2 separate regions of the Homo sapiens genome follow, and region 2 is linked to region 1. A link is a loop called in an ENCODE intact Hi-C map of the cell type or tissue named here. Cell type or tissue: psoas muscle. All regions are shown on one strand. Links, peaks and the distances in the headings refer to the core of each region. The heading gives the core; the rest is flanking DNA. Region 1 overlaps MTCH1 (mitochondrial carrier 1). Region 2 overlaps C6orf89 (chromosome 6 open reading frame 89).

Evidence for each region. Peaks named below come from ENCODE experiments on the same cell type or tissue, not always from the same donor. Only the 100,000 strongest peaks of a DNase experiment are listed, where the experiment ranks them.
Region 2: a loop joins it to region 1, with 1.9 times the contacts of the local background. A loop is called at or near these places in 29 of 110 quality-filtered maps.

What each region holds. Positions count from the first base shown.
Region 1 is chr6:36,967,360-36,983,630 of GRCh38, reverse strand. It overlaps MTCH1 (mitochondrial carrier 1), which reads left to right. Exons shown (of 12, transcript NM_001271641.2): 2 at 1,959-2,043; 3 at 5,020-5,126; 4 at 5,476-5,553; 5 at 5,940-5,997; 6 at 6,381-6,432; 7 at 7,914-7,973; 8 at 10,835-10,979; 9 at 12,937-12,984; 10 at 13,158-13,225; 11 at 13,517-13,592; 12 at 14,657-15,490. The coding sequence ends at 14,728. Among named protein-coding and RNA genes, the nearest start is that of MTCH1, 11 kb to the left of the region's middle. RefSeq lists an enhancer at 2,303-2,903. In psoas muscle, for the core only: CTCF peaks have their summits at 2,515 (motif pointing left), 4,145 and 6,122; a DNase peak (open chromatin) is centred at 4,120; H3K27ac peaks cover 1,968 bases.
Region 2 is chr6:36,919,869-36,936,139 of GRCh38, reverse strand. C6orf89 (chromosome 6 open reading frame 89) reads right to left here. Exons shown (of 9, transcript NM_001286635.2): 9 at 7,176-12,793. The coding sequence ends at 12,699. Among named protein-coding and RNA genes, the nearest start is that of PI16, 27 kb to the left of the region's middle. In psoas muscle, for the core only: no CTCF peak of the experiment used is centred there; DNase peaks (open chromatin) are centred at 6,779, 7,399, 7,909 and 8,229; H3K4me3 peaks cover 932 bases; H3K27ac peaks cover 3,661 bases.

The DNA of each region.
Region 1 (16,271 bases), core at 120-8,119:
TAGGACTGGGTTAACAGATTTGAGGTTGAAATTGGGTTTAATGACTTGGGAACAAATAATTAAAACTTGAAGGCAGGAGGAATGGGGGTGAGATACAGCCAGTGTGCCTATGATAACCCAATAGAAGTTAAGAAAATAGATTCAACAGATTTGGGAGCCATGGGGATATGGGATAACGTTACAAATTTAAGTATGAAATTGGGGTCAGTGGGACTCCCAAATAGTGTTGACTAAACTGGATAAGGACAGCAAAAGAGCAGTTGTGGCGATTTGGAGTGGAGGAATAAAGGAATACCACCTGTATTTAAGAGAACACAGATCAAGACAAAACTTAATTCAGAACAACCTTGGAGCTTTTAACCCAGAAGGGAAAAGGTCTAGAAGGGAAGTACTCACTGCCTGGGTCAGCTGACTCACCCCTTTCCTCCTTTGCTCCACTGGGTCAAAATTTTTTTCTTTTAAAGACAGTCCCCATCATAGAGGAGTTTTTAAATTTACAATCATTAATCTGTTAGGCATCTCAGAATCAGATCCATAGGAGATAGCCTGAACTTTGAAAAGCACTTGCTTGATAAAGGCAAAAGGGGACAGGGTTGATCCCAAAAAGCACTGGAAGCATACCTAATCCAGTTTACAAGGTAGCGCTTTCTAACTTGCCACTTCTACTGCCTCCCACAGCTGCAGGCCAAATCCTCTCCCACATGTCAGAGGAATCGCTCTGGTCCATGGGCCCAGCTGGCCTGCTTAGAGGGCACAGGGCTGGTATCCTGGCCCCTTGCCAAGGGAGGAAGGAGCCTTCTCACTCCCCACCTAGGTGCTGGTCTCCTTGACACCTTGCCTCCTCCCTGGCAGCAGGGGCTCTCACCCCTCGACAGAGACTTCCTGCTCCTCACATGGATATGGATGGTCCTTCACCCACCCGCGGGTTTAATAAATATTTCAGGCTGGGCGCAGTGGCTCATGCCTGTAATCCCAGCACTTTGGGAGGCCGAGGCGGGTGGATCACCTGAGGTCGGGAGTTCGAGACCAGCCTGACCAACATGGAGAAACCCCGTCTCTACTAAAAATACAAAAAATTTGCCGGGTATGGTGGCGGGTGCTTGTATTCCCAGCTACTTGGGAGGCTGGGGTAGGAGAATCACTTGAACCCGGGAGGTGGAGGAGGTGGAGGTTGCGGTGAGCTGAGAGCACGCCATTGCACTCCATCCTGGGCAACAAGAGTGAAACTCCATCTCAAAAAAAAAAATAAATAAATAAATATTTCAGATATAAGAAGCATCTGTACAGCAAGAACTATCATAGCCCTACAGAAATGAGGGGGTCGTTTTGTCACAGGGATGTAGGGTGATTGAGGTGAGAACGCAGCTAAGGATATGTTTGAGGAGTAGCTGGAATTTGAGGTAACAGTTTGCTAAGCCTGGGAATGGGAGGAATAGACATGGAGGTGTCTGCAGTAGATTTGGTAAGAAATTTGAGTTTGGGGTGCACTTTGGAATAGATGACTTAATGGCTGACCTGTCTGAGGTTTGGGTATGATGTATTTTCTTATTGCCACATTTGGAATTGAGGTTGGAATGAAGTTTTTCATCTGGAGATGAGAATAACTGAGATTTGTTCTGAGATGGGAGTAGGGTTTGCAGTACATACAAATGGAGGTTTCTCTACTGGGAATATTTGGGATTTGAATGTAAGAATGTTGGGGTGTGGGTGTGACTTGGATTGTGGTTGGACAGTGTCTGGGACCAGGCATTTCTGTTGATTGGGAGTTTACGTGCTGCCAATGGTTAGAGACACTGACGAGCTTTCTGGTATGCTTTGATGGGGAAAACATGAACAAGAGCCACATTAGAATTTGTGGGAGAAGAGTTAAGCAAAGGGGGCAAGAGGTGTGAGGAGAGGTGGTGAGGCTGAATCACCACGAGACTCTGAGCGTCCCTTTGTCTTTGTTAATTCTGAAGGTGGGTCATGAGCCGATGCCCCCCACCCTTGGGACCAATGTGCTGGGGAGGAAGGTCCTCTATCTGCCGAGCTTCTTCACCTACGGTGAGTGTGCCTCCCAAGCAGGAAAGCCCACACCAACAGAAAAGAGGCCTCAGGTGGGGAGCAGGACCAGCTGGCCCCGGGGAACTCACTGCGCAGCATGGCACGCAGTCGAGCTGGCATGGAGGAGGGGATCTAAGCGTGTACAGAGAGGACATGGTGTCGGGGTGCGAGCAGGTGAACCATACAGCTTTGGTCCAGCTCCTCTGCCTGTAGCTGCCAGCTGCCAGCCCAGACAGCAGGAGGGGACAGACACAGGTGCCTGAGAGAGGAGCCAATCTAGGACACTGGTCCCTATTATTTCTGCTGCCCCGGGTTGTGCCTGGAACATGCGTGGGGGTGATTTCCTTTTGTCCTGTGAGCAGCCTGGCCCTGCTACTCCAGCAGGAGGCCCGGGGGGTCCTCTTGAGTTTTTTTCTTTTATCCCACCTGGGTGTCTTGTTTCCCCTGCATTCCTCAGGCAGTGAGTGGTGCTCACTCACTCTGGTGTCTCCATCTGTTGGTTACAGAATGGTGTGCAGTGAATTGCAGCTTCACTTCTGTGTGCTGCGTGAGTTTGGGTGGGCCACTTACCTGCTGTGGCCTGGCTGCACCCCTTGTCTGCAAAGTAAGGTCAGCTTCTCCTGCCCAGGCCTTCCTGCAAGCTCCCCAACTGTCATCAAGAAGCCCACCTTGCTGCCTCTGCTGCCCATCACCTGGCCCACAGGTGCCGTCTGGCCAGGGCCTTTTCATGTTCACCCTCACTGTCCCTCTCCCAGTCCCTACCCTCACCAGATGACCATGATGAAGGCCTTCTTTAAATGTGCCCTTTTTCTCCGTGTTCACAGCTGGAGTTCCATTGCAGGCAAATCCCCTCCAGTTTCCTGCACCTCTGCTCTTACCTGTTTGGTTGTCTAGAATATTCTCCAGAATCTATCTTTCTGTTGAGTAACTTGGGGCTTGGCCTCTGTCTTACCTTTTCCATTTCACATGCTGTTGGCAGAATTGGGTGTCATATTTCTCTTCCAGTTTTGTCCCTGTGTTGTTGAGTGCAGAGTCTAGGGCCAGGTGGAATGTGTCATCTTGTGAGGAAATGTGTTTGTGTTGTTTTTTACTTAAAAATTGTCAGCGTAGTGGAGAGGGGAATGACAGAAGTAGGAAGGCACCCCACCATTGTGTAGTGAGGCAGTATACAGAGAGGTAAGGCAGCCGGGGCAGATGGCTGCGGCCCTGCACGGGGCTTTTTCTGGATCTGGTTGCACGTGCTGTGTTCTGAGAGGCGAGGTTAGAGCCCAGATCATCTCTATTCATGTGACACAGCCATTCCCAAAAGGACTTAGAGCAGAGGGAACTTGACCCCCATCTTAACTGTCTCTTTTGAGGATGAGCAGAGTTCTCAGGTGTGCCCCCAGCCTGGTTTATATAAATGTAGCTTTAATCTAGGTGTGAGCAGATGTCTGTTGGGGATCTCTGGACACCAGGCCTACTCTGGAGTCAGAGAGGGGACCCGCCATTTGGCTCTCTGGTACAGTGTGGACAGTGTCTGCTCCTCTACTTGTCATGGCTGAAAGTACTGCAGCTGTCATGACATTCTCTGGTGTAGAAGAAAGAACTTCCCAGAGGGTTTCCTGGCACTGCAGAAAGACCCAGAATGAGGGAGGCCCTGGGACCCACAGAGGCCCCTGCAGGCATTTCAGCACGCCTCCCTCCGCTCTCACTTGTTCCTCAGTTCTCTCAGAAATGGAGAGAAATGACGGTCCTTATTCCTTCTTTTTTTACAGGTGGGCAGATGGAAGAGGGTCGATGTTTTGCTCAGGATCACAAACAGAGGTCCTGAGGCTCCCTCTCCTCACTAGGATCCACCCTCCCCCAAAGCAAATTTTCCTTTTGCCTGTTCACTCTGTGAAGAGGGCTCCTTGCCAAGTCACCCAGCATCCCCTCCCCTCCTCCTCCTCTCCTTCCAGCCCACCCTCATCTCAGGCAATCACATATACAGGTAACAGGTGTTCTCAGCCTCATGAAAAACCCATGCTAGCTGTGACATTGAATTGCTGGGCTGGCAGACATCTGCGGAGGAGCAAAAGGCATATTTGCTTCTTCCTGCCTCTGCGCGGTGCCAGAGAGCTAAAGTCATGGTCTAACAGGGGGAGCATGCTGTCTGAGAGAATGTTCTGCTAGCTTCCAGATGCACAGGTTTATAAAAATACCACCCTGCCATTTAAAACATGTTTAAAATGTTGATAGAAAACAATGAATCGTATCCTTAGAAAGACAGACCCTAGTGAAAGAAACACTAACTCACACAGGTAGGGTCTAGCTTCCATAACATTTAAGTTTATTCTATGGAATTGTTCATTGGTGCTCCTGTTTTAGTTACTTCTCCATAGACTTGTTTTTCCCTTGACTAATCAATGCCATCTGGTGCCAGGTGGTATCCTGGGTGTAGCACAGTGACAGGGTGGAGACTGCCCTGGCCGTGGCATGTGCAGGGGGCGTTCTTGAGCCTGTCTTCTGGGAGCCCTTTCTTTTCCTTTTTCCCTCCTTTAGGTTGAAGACTTCATCATTCCCTGCGGGCAGTTTCTCTGTTTTTCCTATTTTCTTTTCCTCAAGAAAAATGTAATTTTTAAGTAACAGAATTGTTTTCTGTGTTGCAGCATTTAAGTTGCTGAGTTGAGAAATCATGGCTGAGTTTGCCAAGTAAAGTTTTTAAAGCAAAAAAAAAAAAAAAAAAAAAAAGGAGGGAGGGAGGGAAGGAAGGAAGAAAATATATGAACTTGTTTGTCAGAAATACATTTTGAGGCTTTTACTAAAAGAAATGGGCTAGAAGACATTTGGGGGTTAGGGCCTGACTGCTTCCAGGTCCTGGACAGATGTTACCTTCTGTGCCTGTAGTCAGCAGTTACCTGAAGGACAAGCCGAGCCTGGTCTGGGTGTGTGTGACCCAGGAGTGGGTGCCCCTGAACTGGGTGTGACTCCTCTGCCACCTCTGTTTTCTTACAGCCAAGTACATCGTGCAAGTGGATGGTAAGATAGGGCTGTTCCGAGGCCTGAGTCCCCGGCTGATGTCCAACGCCCTCTCTACTGTGACTCGGGGTAGCATGAAGAAGGTGAGCCCACACAAAGCCAGGAACAGTCGCCCGAGGTTTCCTCATACTCCCAGCCACCCCTGCAGCAGCCAGTTACCCTGGTCTTGCCTCCTCCTTCCCAGACCATTGGGGGCTTCACTCCAGCCCCATGGGGGAGCTCCCACCCCACAGTTCTGCTTTCCCACAGCTGTGACACCAGATAGTGGCTTTCTTTTCCCCCCAAGCTCCAGACCTGGAGGTTACCTGAGGTGGGCCCAGCCAATAGACACTGCAGAGGAAATATTTGGAGCTGGTTCCTGCCGCCCAAGTCCCCGAAGAGTTCCATGGAAGAGGCGTAGCTGAACTTGGTTCTTTCCCTTCTCTGTTTCAGGTTTTCCCTCCAGATGAGATTGAGCAGGTTTCCAACAAGGATGATATGAAGACTTCCCTGAAGAAAGTTGTGAAGGAGGTGGGTGTTGAGAGTTGGAGAGGGAGAGGTGCGTGGAGGGGAGCCTGATGATTTCTCACCCCCAAGTTGGGCGGGTCATTGACAAGTCGAAGAGTTGGGTCCTTGTGTATGCATGGGTGGGATGGTAAGGGAAGAAGCCCTGGCCTGGATGTGCCGGGAACCCCGGAAAGCCTTCTCAGCCATTGTTGGGCCTAGCCTGGGACCCGACAGCACTCCTGGGTGGGGGACTGGGGAGTGGGCAACAGGTGGAGCCATCCTTGGCAGACCGACCCCATGTGCAGTCCCTGGGACAGGTTTCTCCCTCCTGAGCACTTGTAGCTCCCCTCGAGGGCCAGTTCCAGAGACAGGCCGAGGGTGGCGAGTCCCCACCCCATGCTCTCTTCCAGACCTCCTACGAGATGATGATGCAGTGTGTGTCCCGCATGTTGGCCCACCCCCTGCATGGTAAGCCACCCCCCTTCCCCCGAGACTGTATCTAAGCTGGCGTCGGGGGCGTGGGGTGAGGGGCGCCCCCTCGTGGACTGTACATAGACAGCCGTAGACCTGTTGGGAAGTGGTAGTGGGGTTGGGGGTATTCTACTGGAACCCACCTCACTGAGGAGAGATTGGAATTCTTTCCAAAGGGAGGTGGGGCTCTTCCCAGGCAGTAGAAATGGCATGCTGTGGTCATGGGGTGTAACAGGGAATCCGAAAGGCCCTCTTCCTCTCCTGCTCTCTGAATAGGCCACGTTGTTCAGTGGCCACTCTGCACCTGGCACCCGGTGGCTGGAGCATTATGAAGTGTGGCCCACCACATCACCTGTGTGTGTTTTCTTTTTTTTCCTCAGTCATCTCAATGCGCTGCATGGTCCAGTTTGTGGGACGGGAGGCCAAGTACAGGTGGGTAACTCTTGGGACTGGCAGAGTGGCCCTGTTACCCTTTCAGAGTCGGCCAGGGCAGGCCGTGCTGGGATTGGTTGCTGCACCTTTTCTGCCCTAGTGCTGTGTGAGTTCAGCCTGCTGCCTGGCTTCTGAGGAATGTGGCAGTGGCTTCAATAGTCTGTCCAGGGTCATTTTCTCTTCGTCATCTCTTATCAAGGGCAGCCCTAGATGAGCCTAGATGCCTTTGCAGAGGGGTGAGTGGGATTGTAGTCAGCTTGGATTAGGATTTCTGGCCCCAGAGCTGATTCTGCCACTTAGGACTGAGCTGGGGTCTCCTTTTGGACTCCCGAAGTAATGCTCTAACGATTTTTCCGGCCCTCATAGGCTGATAGCTCTTTTTATCCCCTATGAAGAAGCCATCCACCCCATGGGCTTGGGGCTCATCCCTTCCATTGTGTACCAGACCCTCACCTAGATCTGCTGCGTGCAGCCCTGGGTAGGTGCCAGGGGCATATGTGTTGACACGGAGGTGGGTCTTGGAGGCATGTGTGAAGGACACACCTGGGTTGCCCTTCCTCTCTTAAGATTCTCATTTCCTGGGGTCGGTGTTTTTTGCAGCTGTCCTGCGGGGCCACCATCCCAGGAAGCTCAGCTGCCATGGTGCCTCATTTTGGGGTCATTAATGGGAAATTGGCCCATTCCCCTAGACTGATTATGAGGTTGGTAGTTGGGACCAGAAGGGTATAATCTGGCCACCACTGTTCTGAGTGGTGGGGCCGGGCCTGGCAGGGCTGGGATGATCTGGGACCGGGGCTACCCAGGGCTTTGCCTTCCACTGGCTCCCTCTGTTAGTAGGTTGTTATTGAGCTTCCTTGGCATTTCACACCCAAGAACCCACAGCCTGTCCTCTCATCCAGCTTGTCCTCTCATCTCTAACAGGGTGCAGTGGCCAGGGCATGAGTCCCCGGCTCCCTGCTGAGGAGTGCCAGATGTCTTCTCCTAGGCTGGTTCCAGTGCCTCCTCCTGCAGGGCCCTGTATTCTTTCTCTGCCCTCTGGGAAAGTACTTCTCTTTGCTTACTACCCCCTCCTACTCTTACTCTTGGGCGGGCCTGTGGGCTCCTCTGCTAGAGGGTTGTTTAACCAGAGATAAGTGTGAGGGCCGGGTAAGAGAAGGGCCTGCCGCCTCTGCAGCAGTGGCCCAAGTTAGGAGATGCATTCCTAAACTCCTATCTCCCAGAAAACACCAGTAGAGGACTGCTAGTGGGCTGCTCCCATGGGTGGTTGGGCTTCCCCAGTCTCCATGAACTGTGTAAACTCCTCCTCACCCTGAACAAGCGCTCTTTGCCTTTCTACTTGGTTCTTCATGGTAATAGTCCTCCCCATCCCTGCCAGGACTGGCTGGATTTGAGCAGAACTGGTGGGCTCAGCCCCACACCAACGGGTGGGCTTCTGGTAGGTGACTGCATGACCCTGTATCTCTGTCTTGCCTTCTTCACAGTGGTGTGCTGAGCTCCATTGGGAAGATTTTCAAAGAGGAAGGGCTGCTGGGATTCTTCGTGTACGTGAGTTTATACACCCCATAACTGGCCACGGGCATGGCTCTGCTAACAGGTGTGTCCTCAACCTCTCAGACCGCAGCTGCTGGCCTGGGACTTCACTACATGGCCCTGCCCTAGCCTGAGTGCTGCAGCCAGCTCTCCAGAGCTCCATAGCGTGTCCAAGCTGCTTAGCCCTTTTCAGGCCATGGCTCATGTAAAAGTGGAACTGTGTGTCTAGTACATGGGGGAGATGAACTGACCAGCCCCACTGGGCCTCATCCAGTTGTGGTGGGTGTGGGGCTGGTCTTCATGAGCTAAGTCACTGCATAGTCCTTGGCCTCACTGCTAAAACATGACTGAAAATCTGACTTGGACTGAGGGTGGAGCTCTGGAAGCTCACAGGCTGACCACAGCCAGTGGATTCTGTTTGACATTGCTTTTCTGACAAATTAGTTGTTGCCGTTAACATTTAAGATATGTTGCACAAAAATCCACATGTCTGGCATCTCTTGAAAAGCCAGAAAATCTTGTCCTGCTGAGCGGTTCTTTCTGTAGAGCATCCATCGGCCAGGACCCAGGACCTGCTTCTTTGGCAGGGCACATGGTCTCCGAGGGCCGCAGACACCCTGTACTTCGTCACGTCACATCCAGTGTACTTCACCTCTAAAGAAAGCACATACTGAAAAGACTAAGTTCAGAAAGAATAAGGTGCAGACAGAAGCCAGGCTTGATGAGTTGTATTTTGATTTGCCGTTTTAAGGTCTAGGCAGTGACATACATGCTGATAAGTATGTCACAAACGTGGTAGACACATGGTATACAACAGTATCCGCTGTACTAGATACAGGGCTCCATATTATTCATAAGAAGTCTTTATATCATGGTTTTCCGGTTTGTGAGATGTTTTTTATTTATGGCCCCTTGTTTAACCAATTAGTGACTACTTGTAGGTGCATGTGTGTGTATATGATATAGAAATATATATACGGTTCTCAGCAGGAGGTGATTTTGCTCCCCGGGGAACATCGGCAGTGTCCGGAGACATCTTGTGGTTGTCACAACTGGCATCTAGTGGGTAGAGGCCAGAGACGCTGCTAAACATCCTACAGTACACAGGACAGCCCCGCAACAAAGACTTATTCAGTCAGGTGTCGTTGCTTGCATCTGTGATCCCAGTTAGTTGGGATTAGTCTCAGTGGTTTCTGCAGCTGTCAGGAGACCAAGGCGGGAGGATTACTTGAGGCCAGGAGTTCAAGACCAGCCTGAGCAACATAGTGAGACTTCTGTCTCTACAAAAATGTTTTTAAAAATTAGTTGGCCGTGGCGGCATGCACCTGTAGTCCTAGCTACCCGGGAGGCTGAGGTGGGAGGATGGCTTGAGCCCAGGAGTTGGAGACTGCAGTGAGCTATGATTGCACCACTGCACTCCAGCCTGGGTGATAGAGTGAGACCCTGTCTCTTGGGGAAAAAAAAAATTATTCAGCCCAAAATGTCAATAGTGCCAAGGTTGAGAAACTCTGATTTATATTCACACACACACATATATGTATGTGTAAGTATTTATACATACATATATTTGCACATGTACCTGGTAACAAACCAACATTTGTGACATACCTATCAGCATGTATGTCACCGCCTAGACCTTAAAACAGCAAGTCAAAAAACAACTCATCAAGCCTGGCTTCTGGGTTCTGTCTGTGCTTTATTCTTTCTGAACATAGTCTTTTCAGTATGTGCTTTCTTTAGAGGTGAAGTAAGTTGGATGTGAGGTGACAAAGTGCAGGGCATCTGTGGCCCTCAGGGACCATGTGCCCTGCCAAAGGGGCAGCCCCGGGACCCCAGCCAATGGCTGCTCTACAGAAACAGCCACCCATCTTGAAACACTGCACATGACCACCTCTGGCATTTTTCACACTGCGTAGTTCTCTTCTGGTGTTTGAATAGGATTCCCGCACAACAGATGCCTACTCTTTGGGTTCTTTCTCCCCATGTGATTTTGGAACAGGTGATACTCATACATGTTACAGTGCATAGAAAGCACCAAAGGGTATAGCACAAAGTCAATCTGAGCACAGGCAGGGACGACAAGATTAGAAATTGCATTCACAGAGGTTCCTTTTATTAATACTCTTCATAGATGTATTACATATATTCTTTTGAGTTTTTCAAATATAAGATTTTTTTTTTTAATTCAAAAACAAAAATTCTGCTTCTCCTCCCAGGAGACAGCCATCCTTCTCCTGGCGAGCCTCCCAGGGCACTCTGTACCTAAACAAGCAAACACATTGTAAAAAACACAAGAGGCACATGGGACTCACTGACCTCAAACTGGCCTTTTGCCCTCAGCACTGCATCTTGGGGAACCTTCCTTAGCAGTTTATAGAGCTGTTTATCCTAAAGGCCATCACTTAAAAAGTTAGCCCTCCTTGTAAATGCTTGCATAGAATCTTTTTGATAGAATATTTTCAGGGGCAAAGAGAACAGATGCATTGAGCAGTGTGTCTTCTGAGAGTTGGTTAGGTAAAGAGGCCAGGAGAAAATTACCAACACGTCGGCACTCTTATTATCTGCATTTGGAAATTCCAAATTTGGCAGTATTCACATCTTGATCCCTGGCTTCTGTGGTTTGAAAACTGCTTGAGACTATTAGCTAATTTATGGCATCCAAAGCGGCATAGAACACCTCCCCATGGGAAAAGGAGCACTATCTTCCCAGTGTGCATAGCTGCTGGACCCTGCAGGCCTCCTTTCTAAGGCTGTGCCATTGGATATGCTAAGATTTTGAGCTCGGAACATCCCTGCCTGCTTCCTGGGTGTGGAGCCCCCAGGAACTGCTCCTCTCCCTCTCCTGCTCATCTCTGCTTACCTTGTTTTTTAGTGGATTAATCCCTCACCTCCTGGGCGATGTGGTTTTCTTGTGGGGCTGTAACCTGCTGGCCCACTTCATCAATGCCTACCTGGTGGATGACAGCGTGAGTGACACCCCAGGGGGGCTGGGAAACGACCAGAATCCAGGTTCCCAGGTTGGTTGGAACAAGGACTTGTCCTTCTTTCCGTGTGCTGCTGATGCCCAGGGTCTGGGACAAACTCAAGGATTCTGGGATTCTCAGCATCAGGCCGGGAGGGTGAGAGAGGACCTCTCATTATCCCTGGAGTCATCTTTGTCTAAGGGGAGAACGGCCTCAAGAGGCGAGATTCCAGATTAGTACCCAGACCTGGGAGGAATTAATGGAATGCTTGTCCCTGGGCGCCTTAGAAACAGACCCCAGCTTATCTAAGGCTGCTCCGAGGCAGTGACCCAACTAGGGCTCAGGAAGTCAGAAGATAGACCAGCTAATAGTGATCACCTCTTGACCTTTGTGTCACGTCTTTTGCTTTTTAAAACCCTTTTGTGAACGTTATGGCCTTTGATCTGACGGCATCCTAGTTGTGAAGGGAACAGGGCAGGTATAATGTTCGTTTACCAATACAGAAATCGAGACCCAGAGATCACAAATTCTGGAGAGGCTCTGGGCTCTCCAGAGTCACTCAGCTGGAACTGACAGGGCTGGAATTAGATCCCTGGCCAGGCCAAGGGTGCATTCCTCTGAGTTTTTTCAGATCTGCTAGGAAGTGTACAGTCCGATACACCCTCCTATTTTGTTAGCTGTGGTCTACACAGCCTAGTATACATAGACCTTTCAGCAGGTCGGGTCAGGCATAGGAAGGCCTGGTCCTTCTACACAGCACTTGTTGAGGAAGGCCATCCAGGTACCTGAGGGGTTGACTGGTTCTGCCTGAACCAAGATAAGAGGTAGGGAGCAGCGATGGCTGGGAATTGCAGTGTCCAGACATTCTCACAGTGGGGATCACCTTCAAGAAGGATGGCATTCCTTCTTGAAGTGGCTTTCCCTCCCAGGAGGCTAGGAGGGCCTGGGGACGTGTCTGCCAGAATCACCTGGGTGGGAAGGGGGTCATGTTCAGCATGTGTGTGTGTGTGGTACATGTCTGTTCTGTGTGGTGAGGAGTGCCCCATCCCAGATGGGAGCCTCTGCTTGCAGGGAGACTGGCCACTTGACCTGGGCAGGTGAGTCTTCACTGGCCTTTCGATGTAAGCAAATTAAAGTGGCTCCATAGAGACCCACCCCATCTGCAATCACAGTGGTACATTCCTGCAGTTCTGCCCCTTCTCGGGGGGCCTTGTGGGTGGGTAAGCTGCTGCTGTCACATACAGAGCAAGGGTGGCCAGGAGTGCACCGCTAAGTGGTTTCTCATCTAGGTGGGCAGCTGTCTGACCAGAGGCTGCCGTGCTTACATCAGCAACAACAGCAGTCAACAGATTTGTCTAAAGTGTTTTTCGAGTGCTTTTCTGTATGTGGCTTAAAGGCCGAGGTGAGGCTGCCGGGCTGTCAAAGCCACTCAAGCAGACATCTGAGCAAATCTCTGACCAAGAACCCAGGCCATCGATCTGGTGGGATGGCCGCTCCACAGGAAGCTGAGGGTGGGGGAGTCACCTTTCCTCACTAGGAGCTGTTTGCTTCAGCAAAGCAGGATTTGAGGAGTTGGGGTCTGAAGGGGGAAAAGCTTGCTGAGGTGGAGGTGGCGATAAGCCTGGACTTGCCCTCACCTCACCCCACAGGCCAGGATTCGTCTTTGGGTTTCAGGGTGCATGTCTGTCTTAGCACTGACTGCGTGCCAAGCCCTGGATGTTGATCAGGCAGACACGGGCTCAGCCCTTGAGGCTCACAGTCCGGTGGGTTGCACAGGCAGCGGCAGCTGATCCCTCTTACCGGGTCTCCTTCTCGGGACTCCCTTCAGTCCACTTACCCCGTTTCTGCCCCCCAGGCCTTCTCTGGGCAGTGACTGTGAGGGCTGACAGGAAAGGCATGTGCAGCGTGCTTGTGAGGAGCTCAGCACAGAGGGTGGGGTGAGGGCATGTGTTGCTGAAGTCTGCATCCTGAGGTGCCTGTGGCAAACCACTCTTCCCTTCTGTCTCCTCAGTTCAGCCAGGCCCTGGCCATCCGGAGCTATACCAAGTTCGTGATGGGGGTAAGTTGTGCCAGCTGTCCTTCCTTCCCACTGCCTTGCGGACCCAAGCGGGGCCTAGGAGGCCAACCCTGGTAATGGCTGGAGGCAGGTCTTGGTACAGGGTGTTGGCGTGGTGTGTCCCTGCTCCCTGGGCCGGGGTGGGTCACTGGCACTCAGGCCTCTCTGGGTTTCAGATTGCAGTGAGCATGCTGACCTACCCCTTCCTGCTAGTTGGCGACCTCATGGCTGTGAACAACTGCGGGTAGGTGTGCGCCCCTCTACTTGCCACTCTACCTACCAAGGCTGTGGGGTGGGGGAGACCCACCGAGCCCTTCCAGCACTCTGCCCCCTCCCACCTGCTCTGTGTGTAGGCTTGGCCTGCCAGGCACCCTGGCTTCCGCTGGGATTTCCCAGCACCCCCTGGGGTAAACTGTGGTGTCAGGGGTCAGGGTGTGGATGGGTGGTAGCCTGAAGGCATTCCTTCTTGAAGTGGCTTTCCCGTGGCTGGCTGTCTTCCACTGTTCTCTGCATCTACACTCTCCTTCTCCGGCAGGCTGCAAGCTGGGCTCCCCCCTTACTCCCCAGTGTTCAAATCCTGGATTCACTGCTGGAAGTACCTGAGTGTGCAGGTGAGCAAGCACTGGACGGCGGAGGCCTTTCCTGTTCTTTGCTACATCCTTCAGCTGAAATGGTTTTGTGGATGCTTCATTGCATGCAAAGATAAGTGGTTTCATGGAATTCAATATTGTGAGGAGATACTTGGTATCTATAAGGCATTTAAGTTTTCATCTTACATAATTTCAGAAAGGATTTGAGGTGGCTAAGTGTGGGTTTATTTTAAGATTATACATCAGACAAGACCTTTTCTTCTTTGAGTCTTAAAGACTCTTAGGATAAGGATAAGAGAACTCTGGCCCAGGTGGCAGGTGGTAAAGCCCAAGAACTGCTTCTCCTTCAAGTAACATGGGCTGAAAATTCGAGGTCTGTAACCAGTTGAGCTGAGTTCCTGGGTTGTTAGGGCGGCTGGCATTGGAAACCGACTCCTCCCTCCTGCAGGACATTCCTGGGCCCAGGAGAGCCTGTGGGTGGGGCTGGGCCACGTGGGGAACTGGCAGCAGTACCAACCTTGGGTTCTCGTGTTCTGTACCGAAGCTACCTCTCCGTAGCTGGAGCTCTTGGGCCCAGCAGTCAGGGGTCCAGGCTTTGGCCGAGGGCAGAACCTTGCCTTTTCCTGGCCTTGATTTGCCTCGCAGTGAAATGGGGCAGTGGCCCGGAGGGAGCCAGAACTCTGAGTGGCCTCGAGGCTGAGAAGAGGACAGATGGGAGGGAAGCAGGGAGGAGAGCCGCAGTTCTTCCCAGTGGCCCTGGTCAGCGTGAGTGTGTCTCGTCCTCCCTATGAGCACTGAAAGAGTCCTAGACCACTTGGGCTCTGAAGCAAGAGGGGCAATGAGCCTCCTCTCTAGGGCTCTCCTACAGAGTAGCCCCAAAGACACCCCTGGGCAGGAAATGAACCGCTCCCTTCTGCTTCAACACAGGCAGATTCTGCCCTCCAGGGATGTAGGCCGAGGCCGTCCACCCCGGAGCTGGGTCTTTGAGCTCCTGGACCCTTCTTTGCCTGACACTGGCCTTCCTCTCGGAGGGACAAGGAAGCGTGGCCTCCCTTTCACTCACCTTACTTTTCCTTCTGGTCCAGGGCCAGCTCTTCCGAGGCTCCAGCCTGCTTTTCCGCCGGGTGTCATCAGGATCATGCTTTGCCCTGGAGTAACCTGAATCATCTAAAAAACACGGTCTCAACCTGGCCACCGTGGGTGAGGCCTGACCACCTTGGGACACCTGCAAGACGACTCCAACCCAACAACAACCAGATGTGCTCCAGCCCAGCCGGGCTTCAGTTCCATATTTGCCATGTGTCTGTCCAGATGTGGGGTTGAGCGGGGGTGGGGCTGCACCCAGTGGATTGGGTCACCCGGCAGACCTAGGGAAGGTGAGGCGAGGTGGGGAGTTGGCAGAATCCCCATACCTCGCAGATTTGCTGAGTCTGTCTTGTGCAGAGGGCCAGAGAATGGCTTATGGGGGCCCAGGTTGGATGGGGAAAGGCTAATGGGGTCAGACCCCACCCCGTCTACCCCTCCAGTCAGCCCAGCGCCCATCCTGCAGCTCAGCTGGGAGCATCATTCTCCTGCTTTGTACATAGGGTGTGGTCCCCTGGCACGTGGCCACCATCATGTCTAGGCCTATGCTAGGAGGCAAATGGCCAGGCTCTGCCTGTGTTTTTCTCAACACTACTTTTCTGATATGAGGGCAGCACCTGCCTCTGAATGGGAAATCATGCAACTACTCAGAATGTGTCCTCCTCATCTAATGCTCATCTGTTTAATGGTGATGCCTCGCGTACAGGATCTGGTTACCTGTGCAGTTGTGAATACCCAGAGGTTGGGCAGATCAGTGTCTCTAGTCCTACCCAGTTTTAAAGTTCATGGTAAGATTTGACCTCATCTCCCGCAAATAAATGTATTGGTGATTTGGAGTTTTTTGTGGGGCGTCTCTTATTTTTGTAAGTTTAAAAATCTATCTATAGAGTCTATCTTTCCAAGTCCTTCCTGTTGGTGTGAGAAGGGGCTGTAAAGAGGCAGGGCAGGGGGCTGCCAGATTGGAGATGTAGGTACCAGAGCTTGGTGTAGCTCAGTCTCCAGGGAGACACTGGGTGATGAGGCTGGGGTGTCAGTTTCCACAGCAGCAATCAGTGTGCAGGTCTGTTGCCAGGGAGACAGGCCTTTCAGAAAGTGTTCCACTCACACCCCTTACTGTCATATCTCAGCACCATTTGAGGATAACGTAGCTTCAAGTTTTACGAAGAGTCACTTGGTGTAGTGGCCATGGTTACATCAGAACGGGCAGACCTCCCTTCCATCAAATGGTTTTTGCCCAGCACTGGAGTCTGTAAGCAGACAAAACTTACAAATATTTTGAGACTCAGCTGGGTTCCCCCAGGTATTTCTCTGCCCTTGCTCGAGGTGACCTGGCTTGTGAGAGTTGGGGTCTGGTGGGTTTGGTCATATTTCCCTCCACAGGTAGGGGCTGAGTCACCCCCGCCAAAGGGAAGGCCCCTGTGTTGCTTGTGCACAAGTGGGTGTTCCCAGTGGCCTAGTAACAGTGGACTCACAGGCAGTTTCACCTCACATGTCCTTGTTTCCCAGGAACGCAGAAGTGTGCCTGTGTGGGTATTATGTAACTACACTGGTTGAGGCCACTAAGGTCTCATAACTTTGTCACCCATATTAACTTTCCTAGGGAAACACCCAAGAGGG
Region 2 (16,271 bases), core at 3,422-11,421, 51 kb after region 1:
TTTACCTGTTGAGGAGATACCTCAGTTACAACAGAGTAAAGATGGGGGCGTTTCATGGCAAGTACTAAATGGGTTGCATGAAGCAATGCTTTTAAAATACAGTAAAATGTTAACATTTGTTAAATCTAAGTAGTGGCTACAGATACTTTTGGAATTAATAATGTACTCATATTTTACAGAAGCAAACAAAACGTCTGGCCAGAGGCAGAAGTACAAAACATATAAAAGAAATGACATGGCAGATACACAAACATATGAAAGGAAAACAGTGAAAGGAAGGAACATGCATGTGATTGATGAGAGCCAAGTCCAGAAGAAAATGTAATCCAAGGAACAGGAAAAAAAATTCCCAGTAGTAGTCTCAGCTATAGAAAAATGTAAAAAAAACATGAATTCAAGAAAGTAGGCACTCAAAGCTGAAACAGATGAAATAACAAGGAAAGAAACTGACGGCACTTCTTCAAAACTCATACATGAGAAATAGCAAGAAAATGAACAGATATGGCTAAAAATCAATCTGATATCAAGGAAAGGCCTGAGATAATCATGGTGAATGAAGAGAAAAGAGACATGCATTAAAAAGAGAGATAGCTATGAAAGGTATAAAAAATATCAAGACAATGAAAAAAAGAATAAAAATAGAATTTAAAACAGAAAACCTAACACATGAAAAAGAAAAAGTATTCATCAAGAAAATACAAGACATCTTCCCTAGAATGAAGAATAGAATTGCACCTCTAAAAAGCACACTTTGTTCCAGGAAAAACTGATAAAGAACAAGAAAGAACTATTCAGACATATAGATTTAAAAAGAGAAAGAGAAAGGAAGAAAAGAAAGAAAAAAAAGAAAGAAAAAGCCAAGGGAATATCTCGTTAGAGGGTATCCTCTTAGATGGGACTCTTCGGCTGGCCTCAGTGTTGTCCCTACCAACAGTCAACACCAGATGACAATGGAGAAATATATCCAAATTCTGAGCAAAAGAAGGTGTGATGCAAGAATATTTTATTCAGCCAAGGTGTGCACAACTATAAAGACCACAGAAACATTCCCTAACGCAGAAAATACAGAACTCATGAGCCATTCCTGAGTCATTCCTAACGGTGCAATTCAGCCAATCAAGAGTTTGTTTGTTTGTTTGTTTGTTTATTGAGACGGAATCTCGCTCTGTTGCCCAGGCTGGAGTGCAGTGGTGTGATCTCTGCTCTTTGCAACCTCCGCCTCCTGGGTTCAAGCTATTCTCCTGCCTCAGTCTCCCAAATAGCTGGGATTACAGGCGCCTGCCTCCACGCCCAGCTAATTTTTGTATTTTTTATAGAGATGGGGTTTTGCCATGTTGGCCAGGTTGGTCTCGAACTCCTGAACTTAAATGATCTGCCCGCCCAGACCTCCCAAAGTGCTGGGATTACAGGCATGAGCCACTGTGGCTGGACTTCAATCAAGAGTTTAAAAATAACAACTCAGAAATGAAGAAGCAATGGCAAAAATACTGGTGGTGAGCCACAAAATCAGTTTAAATATAAAATGAAGGCCGGGCGGGGTGGCTCACATCTGTAATCCCAGCACTTTGGGAGGCTGAGGTGGGCAGATCACCTGAGCTCAGGAGTTCAAGACCAGCCTGGCCAACAGGGTGAAACCCCGTCTCTACTAAAAATACAAAAATTAGCCAGGTGCGATGGTGTTTGCCTGTAATCCCAGCTACTCAGGAGACTGAGGCAGGAGAATCGCTCAAACCCGGGAGGCAGAGCTGCAGTGAGCTGAGATTGTGCCATTGCACTCCAGCCTAGGTGACAAAGTGAGATTCTACCTCAAAAAAATAAATAAAAATAAAATAAAATGAAGTCCCAGCTACTTGAGAAACTAAGGCTGGAGGATTCTTTGAGGCTGGTGAGAACAACATAGTGAGACTTTGTTTCAAAAAGAAAGAAAAAAAGACTGTGGTGAGAATTAAGGTTTCAGAGCAGAAGGAAATGCATAGACTTTAAAAACAAAATCAATATAGGAATAAACAAATTGAGGAGAAAGAGCAAGCTATTTCCTTATCTTTAGAGCCTTGGATTATGCCATCTAAAAAGGAAACCTTATTAAGAACAATTCTAGTTTCTTAATGTTTCTCATAATATTAACTTCAGGGAGATCTTTTGGGAACTACTAATTTTTGTGGGGAAGAAACATCTACTTCAGTTTCTTTTTCTCCTGTTAGATTCACATAAAATTAGATTCAGAACTTTTCTTTTTAAAATAGCATTTTAATATAAGCATTTCTATTTAGCATTCTACCTAGAAATACCTTAGACATACCTAGAATGCTGTTCACCTAATGTTAGTAGTTATCTCTGGGTGGTTTTTGGTTTTTTGTTTTTAAGAGACAAGGTCTCGCTCTGTTGCCTGGGCTGGAGTGCAGTGTTGCAATCATGGCTCACTGCAGTCTCAACCTCCTGGGTTCAAGCGATGAGGCTGAGGCTGGGACTACAGGTGTGCGTCACCACACCCAGCTAATTAAATTTTTCTTTTTTTTTTTTTTTTTTTTTGTACAGACAGGGTCTTACTATGTTGCCCAGGTAGGTCTCAAACTCTCGGTCTCTCCCCTTGGCCTCCCAAAGCACTGGGATTACAGCTGTAAGCTACCGCACCTGGCACTGAGTGGAGGTTTCCATAAGATCACCCAAACTGTCTTCAGTTCTTTATAATAAGAATGTATTATTTTAAAAAAAATAATAGAGTCATTATTCTGAAAAAATAAGATTGGTGAAATGTCTGTCTTCAGCATGGTGTCTAGAGGCTTGTCAGTTTGATTTAGTAAGAAAGCCTAAAGGACATGTGTCATGTCACAGGAATGTGCAGTAATAAGATGGAATTCAAACTAAGCAAAAATTCATACTGAATTTCAAAAACATCATGGGCTAGGAATTATAACTTCTAATTAAAACCGCCTGGATGCAATTTGATCTATGGATTCAATGCAATCCCAATCAAAATCAAACACAAGCTATTTTGTGGATATCAATAAACGGATTCTAATGTTTAAATGAAGAAGCAAAAGACTCAGAATATCCAACTTAATACTGAAGAAGAACAAGGTAGAAGACTGACACCACTCTGACTTCAATATTTACTATAAAGCTATAGTGATCGAGACAGCGTCCTATCAGCAAAAGAACAGACAAATATATCAAAAGACCACGAGAGAGAGAGCCTAGAAACAGATCCACATAAAGATACTGATTTTTTTTTTTTGTTTTTTGAGATGGAGTCTCGCCATGTTGCCCAGGCTGGAGTGCAATGGCTCGATCTCAGCTCACTGCAACCTCCACCTCCCAAGTTCAAATGCCTCTCCTGCTGCAGCCTCCCGGGTAGCTGGGATTCCAGGTGCCCGCCACCATGCCCAGCTAATTTTTGTATTTTTAGTAGAGATGGGGTTTCACCATGTTGGCCAGGCTGGTCTCAAACTCCTGACTTCGTGATCTGCCCGCCTTGGCCTCCCAAAGTGCTGGGGTTACAGGTGTGAGCCACCGCACCCAGCCAAAGTGTTGATTTTTGACAGAGGAGCAAAGGCAATATGCTAGAACAACTGGACATTAACATGCAAAAAATGAATCTAGACATAGACCTTATACCTTCCATAAAAATTCGCTCAGAATGAATCTAAATGTGAGTATAAAATGTAAAAGTATAAAACTCTTAGAAGTTAACACAGGAGAAGGCCCTAGATGACCTTGGTTATAGAGGTGACCTTTTAGATACAACACCAAAGGCATCATCCATGAAGAAACCAATGATAAGCTGGACTTTGCTGAAATTAAAAACTTCTGCTCTGGAAAAGACAATGTCAAGAAATGAGAAGACAAGCCACAGAACTCTTAAAACTCAATAGTAAGAAAACAACCAACCAGACTATAATAAAAAAAAAATGAGCAAAAGATCTGGAATCCTCACCAAAAATGATATATAGATGGTAAATAAGAAAACATGTTCAACATCGTATGTCATTAGGGAATTGCAAATTAAAGCAGTAAGGTGTTACAAACCTATTAGAATGGCCCAAATCCAAAACACTGACACATGCTGGTGAGGCTGTGGAGCAACAGGAACTCTCATTGCTGGTAGGACTGTAAAATGGTACAGCCACTATGGAAGACAATTCAATGGTTTCATAAAAAGCTAAACATACTTAGGCCGGGTGCGGTGGCTCACACCTGTAATCCCAGCACTTTGGGAGGCCGAGGCGGGCAGATCATGAGGTCAGGAGAGCGAGACCATCCTGGCTAACACGGTGAAACCCCGTCTCTACTGAAAATACAAAAAATGAGCCGGGCGTGGTGGCGGGTGCCTGTAGTCCCAGCTACTCAGAAGGCTGAGGCAGGAGAATGGTGTGAACCCAGGAGGTGGAGCTTGCAGTGAACTGAGATTGCACCACTGCACTCCAGCCTGGGTGGCAGAGCAAGATTCCATCTCAAAAAAAAAAAAAAAAAAAAAAAAAAAAAAGCTAAACATACTCTTACCATATGATCCAATTATTGTACTCCTTTGTATTTAGTTATATGAACTGAAAACTTCTGTCCACACAAAAACCTGCGCATGAATGGTTTTAGTAGCTTTATTTACAATTGCCAAAACTTGGGAAGCAAACAATATGTCCTTCAGTAGATGGATACATAAATTCTGGTATATCCAGACCATGGACTATTATTTGGCACTAAAAAGAAATGAACTATTGAGCCATGAAAAGATGTTGAGGAAACTTATGTGCCTATTACTAAGTGGAAGAAGCCAGTCTAAAAAGGCTACAGGCTGTATGATTCCAACTATTTGAACATTCTGGAAAAGGCAAAACTATGGAGACAGTAAAAGATCTGTGGTTGCCAGGGGTTAGTGGGGAGAGAGGGATGATCAGATAGAGCATAGAGGATTTTTAGGGCAGTGAAACTACTCTGTATGATACTATAATGGCAGACATATAACACAGGACAACATACATTTGTCCAAACCCATATAGGATGTAAAACACCAACAGTGAAGTGAACCTAATATAAACTATAGACTTCAGGCGATAATGACCTGTCAACGTAGGTTCATTGACTGTAACAAATGCACCACTCTGGTAGGGATGCTGATAGTGGGGGAGGCTGTGCACATGCGGGAACAGGGGATATATGGGAACTCGCCGTACTTTCCATTCAATTTTGCTGTGAACCTAGAACTGCTCCAAAAATTAACAAACAACAAAAACCCCAGCCTGGACGTTTCCAGGAATTAGGATGGTCCAGTAGAGGAGGGGCACAGGAGATGAGAAGGGGAAGCAAAGGAGATGAGGCTGGAGTGGTGGCCAGGACTTCTCCTGTGGGCAATGGAGAGTCACTGAGGAGCAAGGAAGGGAGGTGACCAGACATCAGGGCAGCTACATGGATGGTGAATTGGGATGGGGAATGTGCGGCGAGAAACCAGTGAGGTAATTACTGGCAGAGTCTAAGAGTGAAGCAAGCTCTTAGACAGAGACAGCAGCAGTGGAGCTCGATATGTGATAAGGAGGCAGGATTGTCCTGAGCTTGGTCCTGGTCAGAAGTAGAGGCTAAGAAAAAGGAGAGGAACCCCTTGCGGCTGCCATAGACTTTTTGGACATGGTGATGTAGAGGTGCTTTGGAGTTGGCAGAGATGACCTCCCATCACGTGGATGCACAGGGCTACTGCTCAAGTGAGAGGTGTGGGCTGAGCATAGACTGGAGGTGATCTGCCCATGGCTGGAGGGTGAAGCATGGAGTTGAGATATCCCAGGGAGAAACTGCAGGCAGAACCATAGGAGAGACCAAAATTTCAGAGACAGGCAGAAGAGGACGATCCTACAAAGGAGACAGAGTAGGAAGAAGAGGTCCAGGAAGGGGTAGTGAGTACCACAGAGGCCAAGGGAGGGAGGGACGGGTTCTCCACAAGTCAGTATCAAATGCTATAGTGGGGTGGAGAAAGAAGGGGACTGAAAACAGGCTATCTCATCATGTTTTAACAGGGAATCAAGCCCTTACCCCCCGCCCCGTTTTTGGGGAGGGCTGAATTCCAGTTTTCAAGCAGGTAAATGAACAGAATTGTGGAAAGGAATAATATATCTTATTCCTGAATAAAATATATTAGGGTTGGAACAAACAAGAATGGACATTTTGTAAAAACAAGTATTTTAAAGTGGACTCCAGACTTCTTGACTTATAGCCCGACTAATCATTTAACAGGATGTGACTTACCATCAATAAGACAACAGCAGAATAAATGACAGCACACCCACGCCACGGAGTATTAACCATCAAGAAGAAGGGACTGGAGCCCTACCAGCTGACCTGAAGAGAACTCTGTGAGGAGTTGAGTAAGAAAAGCAGGACAAAGAAAGGGCCTGTAATATGATCCCATTTTCGGTAAAGCAGTAACAAAACCTTGTTTATGATTAGAGAGCATGGAGGAAATTATGGAAAAATACACGGCAGAGTATGGCTGTGTATATATCACAGTTACCTGACTAGGAAAAGGGGTGGGGTAACATGGGGAAGAGGAAGGGGCAGCAAGTAACAGAGAAAAATTAAACAGGAGGACACTTAACAGCATATAAAAAATGGTCATATTTATGCATTTATATGAAAGTATATATATATATAATGGCTAAAAAATGAACACACACAAAAATGTCTGACTGAAATCCACCGAGTTAACTAAGTGCTGAGAGCAGCCTGTCATCTGGGGGCAGCTGGGGTGAGCCAGCAAGGGGCCTGGAGTCCCGCACACATGCCTGGCCGTCCTGCGAGAACCAAGGACGCCGTGGGTGAGGCATCACTGGGAGGGCATCTGGGCTGTGTGCAGCAAGCTGGTGAGAAAAAAAAAGGCGTCCAGGGGCTCACCTGCATTCTGGGTGAAGTGCACAGACAGGGGAGGGTATTAACAGGGGGACTGAGATTTGAGAATTCATGGGAATAGCAGATGAGAAGCCGCTGTGGGTAACGTCTGGGGTGCGGAGAAAGTGGAGGCTGTGAATGCAAGGACAGTGCTGGGTGCAAATGGTAGAGACCAAAGCCAGGCGGGCACAGAGGAGCCCCACAGGCCGGCCTCATGAGCGAGATATGGCTAGAAGTCTCTCATGTCATGGGAGAAGGGGAAACAAGAGAAAACTGGAAATTAAAGAATGACACCAACAAGAGGAAAGTTCTTATCAACCAACACTTTTAATTGCAAAAAGTAAAAACCTTCATTACAATAAACTTTAATTTACATACATTCTTCACATGGTGGAAGTCTTTACCAGTTTGTAGTATCCTGCACTTGAACACATACTAAAAGCTCAAGCCATTCAGAGCCGCTGTGGCTGTGACAGCTGCCTGCCTCCCTCTGCTCCCTGGGACCATCCAGGGCCACCACACCCTGCTCCCGGAAGGAGAGCTGCAGCTGACCCTGGCACCTGTCCCCGATGATGGCGGGAGCACTGCGCTGAGTCCCTGTCTTGCCTGTGACTCCTCCTTCCCCGACCCTCGGCATTGGTTACTGACCCTTCCCCAGGGTGGAGGTGAAGGAAGGGAAGACTGCAGCCAACATTTTTCTGAGGGTAAAACTGTGGAAAGAAGTATGGAGGGAAGCCTGTCTGGATAAGATGGGGCTTTCTGGGAATGTCATGTGTCTGCTGGCTCCTGTCACCTCCCTGGAAGGGTCCACAGTGCTGGGGGGTTGCAGTGTGAAGAATGGGATGCTACTGTGAGTAAGGGTGGCTGCACAGGTGAGCCCCCTGCCCCAAGGAGCTGCTGTGGGGAGCGATGGTGTCAATGAAGCCTGGCACAGAGAAGATGTCCCAACTCCCCAGTTTCTGTCTGAAACTCAGACCTCGGCTGGGTTCCTTTCTCCACACAGTGCTTGCCGCCATGGCTCATTCTTGGATTGATGGCTGCTGCCTGCCTGACAGACACACTAGGCAGAGGCGGAAGGGTCTCTGGTCCAGCCCTGTCAAATCCTGACAGTTCCAGGCCTCCACTTAGTTATGTAACATTCCTTCCCTCCACTAGTCTGAAAAAGTCTGGACATTTCGCAGTCTCCAGGGAGAGGAATATGACAGATGTATTTGGCACTAATGCTTAAATTATGCAGGGCAGGGAAACCAGAGACACTGAGGGACCTGGACAACAGACAAGCTGGCTGAGGGTTTCTCTTCAAGGCCAGCATTTAGTCACACTGCGTCCACGGTGGGTGGACTTGGATGTGGTGCACGAGAAGGAGAGCACCTGTCCGTCTCCCTGACATGCTTCTGGAAGAGGCTGCTGGGGATGTGGAGACTGGGGGTGGGGAGGACAGGGAAATGCCTGCTGCTGGTGACACAAACACATTCCCGGAGGCTTCCGTGTTTCATTTGCTACAGAGCTGTCTCCACAAGCGCCTTCACTCTCCTAGCTTCCTGACCCTGCCATGCATCGGTTCTGTACACAACATCTGCAGGTCCAAATACAGAGAGAATTTCAGCCTAAAGTACAACTTTAAAGCATATCTCTGACACTCCCTTCCTTCAACAAATTGTAGTGGGTGATGGGTCACCACTGAAAGGTAATGAGTGTGGAACTTGTATACTCAAGAGAGCTTTTCCTTCATTGTCAGGAGAGCTCAAAATCCTAAGAGGCCCTTCTGTTTATAACTGATTCTCGAAAGGTAGACAAAATTGCCTCTCTCTGTGCAAACAGACATGCGCCTTTCTCTCTCTTTCTCCTATAACCTGGCTTTCTCCTTTATGGACAAGGAGATGCAAACATTTGCTTTGGGGTTTGAACATTCACTACGAAAGTGACTGGGTAATAAGCAAACTCATTCCAGGCTGTATTAAAATGACTGAGGCCATCACCTGCAGCTAAGAAATGTGAGTTTTTGTTTTAAAGTAAGTGTACACTGAGTCCTATGCTGGGTTTTGGTAGAAGGGAACAGAAAACCAAGAATTGAAAAACAAGTGATGTAAACTCCAAGGGGACCCACAACTGGAATTGAGCAGAGTCCCTCCTCTGTCACACATCTGGAAGAATGTGGAGACAGGAAAATGGCTGGACACAGTTGTGTTTCAGCTACATTCACTCTTAAAAAGAGTTTTCAAATGGGGAGGGGAAAAGTGAAAGGATTTTTATAAAAGTCATATGGTTAGATTCTTTCCTCCTCCACTTCTGTCCAGCAGAGTTTTAAAAACAAACCCTGCGGAGTTCCTGGCTTGCTGACCCCCATCCCTGGGTTCTCCCACCCCAACGGAGGCACATCTGAGTCAACGACATCCACAGCTGTCTTCTTCGGCACCATGCCGTGATGCCGCAGGAAAATGATGTGCTATGGAACCAGCTACCTACCTGCCAGCGGTTAACTGCTCTAAGCCTCCACTTATTTACTTGCAAAATGGGGATCTAACACCTACTTTACAGGATTGGGTGAAGATTAAAGGAGATCATGTATATCAGGCACTTTGTAAACTGGAATGTACTAGACAAATGCTATTATTCCTTTCTCTCAGAACATGAGCCCCCCCAATCTGCTCTCCTCTCCTCCCCTCCCCTCCCTTCCCTTTCCCTCCCCTCCCCTCTTCTTTTCTCTCTCTCTTTTTTTTTTTCTTTTCTTTCCTTTCCTTTGACAGAGTTTCGCTCTGTCGCCCAGGCTGGAATGAAGTGGCACAATCTTGGCTCACTGCAATCTCCGCCTCCCCGGTTCAAGCAATTTTCCTGCCTCAGCTTCCTGTGTAGCTGGGATTACAGGCGCCCACCATCACGCCTGGGTAATTTTTGTATTTTTAGTAGAGATGGGGTTTCACCCTGTTGGCCAGGCTGGTCTTGAACTCCTGACCTCAAGTGATCTGCCTGCCTCAGCCTCCCAAAGTGCTGCAATTACAGGTGTGAGCCACCATGCCCAGCTTGAACCACTTTTATTTTATTCCTTCTCTTCCCTAAAAAAAATTGAGGATAAGCTCTGCCTTTTTTCATCAACCATAATAAGTATGGTATCCATTCACTACTTGACTGCTGGAGAGCTCAGGACATTTGGACAGAATGCTTCAAACTGGGGCCAAAGTAGCCTGTCTCCTCAGAGAGCTGACTTCTGGGCATACGCATCTCTGTAGTGGGAGGCCACATGAAAGTGAACCTAACTCATGTACAGAGGTCATCGCCATGTCACTTCCTAGTAAATGCTCAATAAACTTGTAAACCACCCCCTCTCTTTAGAGCCCTACAGTTTTGTTCTTATTGTGGTGGTGGAGGTGGGGAGTTGGTTAGGTGGTCTTATCGTCACCCTGCAGCCCCACTTTCTCATCCTGACAACCCTCTTTCCCACACCGGGTCATACAGAGGGACTTTTGATGCTTCCAGCTAGATGGCAGGGGCATCCTGTGGCATCCTGCTGTGCAGGGCCTTGATCATCAGAAAGGGACTGGCTGGCAACCCCTAGCCACTCCTGTCGCTCTGGCCAGTAGTAGATTCTGCTTATCAAAATTAACTTGAGAAGTTGAACTGCTTCTGTGTATGTAGAAAACCCTCTTTGGAGAATTTTCCCCTAATACAAGTTTACATTCAAGTCTGAACTGGGTAGATTTTAAGTAAAATGAGTAGTATATCCATAAAAGTCTCCACTTATCTTCTGCTACAGTCATTTTTTGTTGAAGTACAAAATGGGACTTAGGGGACTTTCCCACGGGATGCCTCAGAATACCAACACATGCAAGGGTTTCTTATGGACATTTAAGATGTGAAGGGCAAGAGTGAAATGGGGAAAGGAATACAGAGTAACTCACAGAAACAAAACAGAGATCTCAGTAATCAAAATAGTTGCTTTGTTCCTAAGAAACCCTCTCTTTTGTTAATGGGTCTGATTTTTAAAAACTCTCAGAGGCCTCTAAAGCACTTGTTTACACATAGCCCTTCCCCATGTACAGCCAGGGTAAGGACACTGCAGAAGGCTGTAAAAGCTTGCACAAAGCCGGCCTCCAGATGATCCCTCTGACTTAAAACCTCTTAAATCATAACTGCTTAACAACATGACTTTCATACGTACACAAGTTTTGTTGTTCCTGTATTCATCCACACAAGGGGTTGATTAAGAAAAAATTCCCTCAGGTACAGTTCATCGGAGTTTCACTGAAGCCCGTGGAGGAGGCTCTGATGTTTCTATCCTGAGCTCTGTGAACTCTGCTTGTCCTTTGCAAGCCCATAGACAAACAGGCCATTCAAGTGCTCAATGGTCCCCACTGCTGTTCATGAGACCCACAGAGAAAGAGGGCCTGAGAGATGAGATGCAGGCTCCTCCAGGAATGAAGAGGGCTTCACAACCATCTTCACTCGTCATTGTCTGCCTCTGATCCATAATTCTGACATAGACACCTACTGCATCCTTTGATTTCTGCAATTCAGAACCAGAGGCCAAAGTGTAGTTTGCTTTTTCTTCATCTTGGCAATGGCATGACCAGTGGCCAGCTATCTAGTGGTGTCAATAAAAGAATAATAAAGAGAGAAAAAAATAAAAGGAACAGGAAAAGAACATCCTTATTTACACCATTTGATTGCTACCTACTAAAAGCACTTAGGAGAAAACAATGCACATAGTGAATCATCCAATCAGAAACACACAGCTTTATATTATTACAAAAAAGAAAAACACCTCACCTTGTCTTTGTTTCGCAGCACAGACAGAAATCATTTTAAGACAGAGGATCACATAGGCAGTTGTACACCCAGCTGACAAACACTTTGGGTCTGGATTTCCTCCCCCAACCACATTACATCAGCTTTGACACATCTGTAAAACATCTTCTCTGCAGAAAGTCAGACCCTAAAGATCAAACCCAGGGAGGCACCCTCTCCCCAGGCCAGCTACTCTAACTCATAACCCTCTGAAGACACTTGGTAAAGGCAACACAGCTGACGAGAGCAGTGCTGCCTCAGCAGTAGTGGGCTCTGGCCCCGCCAAGGCAGGGAGGACTAGGGCCGAGCTTCTGAGAAGCCATCCAGATAGGCAAGGGAGAAGGGGAGGGGGTGCAGTGGGGATAAAAGAACCTGATGAAATGGAAGAAAGCATTACCTTGGGAGTTACCATTTTGAATTATTATATAATCAGACTCTAGCCTGGCATCACGGAGACTCCAAGAGCCACGGACAATGGGAAAGAAGTGTACTTCTTGAATGCAATTCAAAGTTATCTGAACTTTTTTCACTGTTTCTAGATTCCACTTTGCTTGGGAAACTACAAGAACTTCTTTAATCAGCCATGGCCTTCCAAAAAGTAGAGTGATGTGGCAGGCAAGACAGGGACAAGCAGGCCCACCTGGTAAAGGATGGCTCTGACATTAGAACCTGTTGGCTGCCCTCTCCACTGCCAGGGAAGGAAGCTGGCCATGCAGGTGAAGAAAGGCACCAGCCCTGTTTCCTGCCTGAAGGGCAGCATCAAGGTCATAGTGTCCAAAGGCCCGGAAGAGGTCAGTCTCAGATGGGTGCTGGCAGAGTCCTAGCCAAGTGGCCAGGCTGAATCCTTCCTGAGCCACCTGCAGGAAGAGTCAGGAGGGCGAGGCTCTGGCCACTGCCTTGCAGCTCACAGCTGGTTCACACATGCATGCAAAGGGCAGGTAACTAAGTAACCAACCCCCAGAAAGCAGTTTCATCGTTTTTGTTTTTATTTTTCCCCTTTCAACCTGGTTTTCGGCTCTGGAAGCTGTTCCTGTGCACAGTTCTATTTCCTACAGTTCTGAGAAAGCGGTTCCATCGCAGATGACCAAAGGCTGGACCCCTCTGGCTATAACGTAGACCTTCCAGTGGGTGGTGTCGACATAGCCTTGAGGGGAAATAGCAAGAGGAAGGCATGTAAATGTCAGAGGGTGGGCACACCTGTGGGCACGAGCAAGGCAGGTCTGCCAGAGCTGGCCCTCAGGGTGCACTGCAGAGTCAAAGACAAATCTTTTTCTATTTAATTTAGTTTCCTTTTTTTTCTTTTTCTTTCCTTTTTTATTTTTTAAGAGATAGGGGTCTCACTATATTGCCCAGGCTGGTCTTGAACTCCTGGGCTCAAGTGATTCTCCTGCCTCAGCCTCCCAGAGTGCTGAGATTACAGGTGTGGGCCACTACACCTGGCTTAAAGACAAATTGCTCTGAAAGTCTTCTGGCACTTCCTAGCATAAGTATTCCTAGTTATTATCAGTCCTCTTTAAATGCTTTATCACCACCCCTCACCCAGGGAACTGTGAATCACAATTCAGCAGGCTTACAAAGGCAGGATGCTCTAGATGAGGCTGCTGTTGGGCATCAAGTCTCAGCTTTTACAGCAAGAAGACAGAATGGATTCCGAGGGGACACAAGACCTACTAGCCAATTTTCCTGTGTCTATCTATAATGTGGTTTCATTACAGAACATCCAGATTAACCTAAACCTAAACCAGCATTGCCCAAATTGGGTTTGGCAAACAGTAGTGTCCTGTAAGATATTCCAAAGAAAATAGGTTCCATGGCCAAGTAAGCCTGAGAAACACTAGGTTTCCCCAAGGCTTTTCAACATCTTTGATACACTAATAATGTACTATGCATCAACAAGACAGGCATTTCCCAAAGTCGACTGACTCGAGACCCTACTTGCCAAGGGTCTTTTCAAAGGCCTTCTGGTCCCACCTGTGGGGTCATGAGTAATCTGAAGAATCGTTTAGGAAACACTGACCTATCATTTGAGTGGGCTATGAAGGTAAACCTAAAAACTTCAACCTTTCAATAATCCCCAGTGATGCTGAACATCATTGTGCCTATAGTTTACAATACTTTTAAAAATTCTTTTTTTCTTTCTTTTTTTTTTTGAGACGGAGTTTCACTCTTGTTGCCCAAGCTGGAGTGCAATGGCGCAATCTCGGCTCACTGCAACCTCCACCTCCCAGGTTCAAGCAATTCTCCTGCCTCAGCCTCCCGAGTAGCTGGGATTACAGGTGCACACCACCATGCCTGGCTAATTTTTTCTATTTTTAGTAGAGACGGGGTTTCATCATCTCTTGGCCAGGCTGGTCTCGAACTCCTGACCTCAGGTGATCTGCCCGCCTTGACCTCCCCAAGTGCTGGGATTACAGGCGTGAGCCATCGCGCATGGCTTTAAAAATTTTTAATTCAGTGATTTTAGAGACAGGGTCTCGCTTCATTGCCCAGGCTGGAGTGCAGCGGTGCAGTCATAGCTCACTGCAGCCTCAAATTCCTGGGCTCAAGAGATCCTCCCAACTCAGCTTCCTGAGTAGCTGGAACTACAGGCGTGTGCCACCACGCCTGGCTAATTTTGTAATTTTGGGTAGATACAAGGTCCTACCATCTTGCCCAGACTGGTCTTGAACTCCTGGGCTCAAGCAATCCTCCTGCCTTGGCCTCCCAAAGTGCTGGGATTATAGGTGTGAGCTACCCTGCTCAGCCCCTAACAATGCTGTCTTGTACACTTAAAAATTCGTTGAGAGGGTAGATCTCATGTTAAGTGTTTTTACCATAAGAAAATAAAATTTTAAACAAAAAAAATCTCTTGATGGGAAATTTATTCTAGCGTACTATGGGCCCTGCTCATCTTTAAATGAAGAGCACTGAGTAGAATTCAACTTTTACTTGGTGACTTGGTCATGATGGGCAATGACTATCCTGTACAGTGACTGCAGATGTTGTACCTGACCCCCAAAAGGTTTTCTGGTGATCTGGAACCCCTCTCCCCTCCATCTCCACAGGAAAATGTACATTTTGTCAAAAATCATAGAACTTGCATGTCATGGTGCCATTCTTAAGGGTCCCTAAGGTAGAGGAACCGCCATCTGTCCTGTAACACTGAATGATTCTTCTTGGTCAGGGTCTGCTTTCCTGTCCTCATTGTTAACCGTGGCAGTGACAGCCATCATGTCTATTTCTGTCACTGCTTCAGGTGCTCGCTGGCTTCCCCACCCCTCCCTGCCCCCATTCTTCTCCCAGACTTGCTCTCCTCTTCTTCTTCTCTTCAGTCCCCATCCATCTCTGTGTTCTGTCATGTGACTGGCCTTTTATAGACACTGCCAACTATAGGGGTCCTTTCTTTCTAGTCAACAAACCAGCCAGGCACAGCACAGCAGGTATCATGCACCGGATGTTAGGCTAATCTGGACTATCTGTACCAGCATTTGATGCTCAAGCTTTCTTGATCACTGCCAGACTTTTTTTTTTTTAATTTTTCCCTAATTCTGTAATTGGTATTCCGGTTGCTCGTGGGAGCCGGAAGTCTGGAATTCAGATAACTAAGGTGTTTCTGTAGTTGTCTGAATTGTTAGGCATTTGTAAAATATAAAACAGAAACTTGTTCAAGCACAACCACATGCTCCAAACCTAAATATGCCAGAGAGATTTTCGCAATAGTCATCTCTTGTGTTAAGAGTCACTCCATTACAGGAAAAAGATTCAGAACGATTTCCATACAAGAATCCTCGTTTTTGTAGGAAGTTTCCCAAGAGCCAGGCCAGCTGTGCTCCATTATTAGTTAATGCTTGATTTGTACCTTATTTTTATTTTTCATTTCTGAATTGAAATAAAAGTTATGTAACCTAAATTAAGACTTGGCATAGCTTGCAGTCCAATTCCTACCCTCATATGAGATGCAAGGTTTCTAGGGGCTTGGGGGTCTTCTGAATGGGTAAAATTAAAAGAAATCAATTGGAAAACCAGTCTGGGCTCTGCCAGAGACTCCAGGTCTTGCCTAGGTTTTGTGAGGCAGGAAAAGCAAGGAGGTCAATGGTGACACTCGCTGATTTATTTGCTTCTTCCAAGAAAACTCGGCTGTCAAACAGATTGCTACTGACAGCAGTGGATTCAAACCTGTTTCTTTGGAACAGATTTTTAATTAGGATATAAGGCACAGGACAAGTCACATTTGGGCAAACACTGAGCCAGGGTCAAGGGTGAGTCATCAATGTGAGGCTGTGACTTGGCTGTGGCAGCCACACAGAAGGTAACATTTCCTTGTGTGACCATTGCCCTTATATACTGCTTGGTATTGTTTTATTTGCAAAATGGGTATATATTCCTGTAGTCCTTGATTGTCCCTCTCCTGGCTTGACTGTGTTCAAGCAGGCACTTAAGACCTGACGCTCTGCTCGACTGACAGTGGGGCCTTGGGGTGGTCACCTCTCCTCTCTGGGTCTCAACCTTTTCATCTATAAAACGAGGGATTGGTCTAAATATTTTCCAGAATCCTTCCTAACTTGAAGTTTCTATGATCAATAGACACACGCATTCTATATGTTGTATGTACAAGCCATTTCTTTCTGCTATGTTTTCTCATT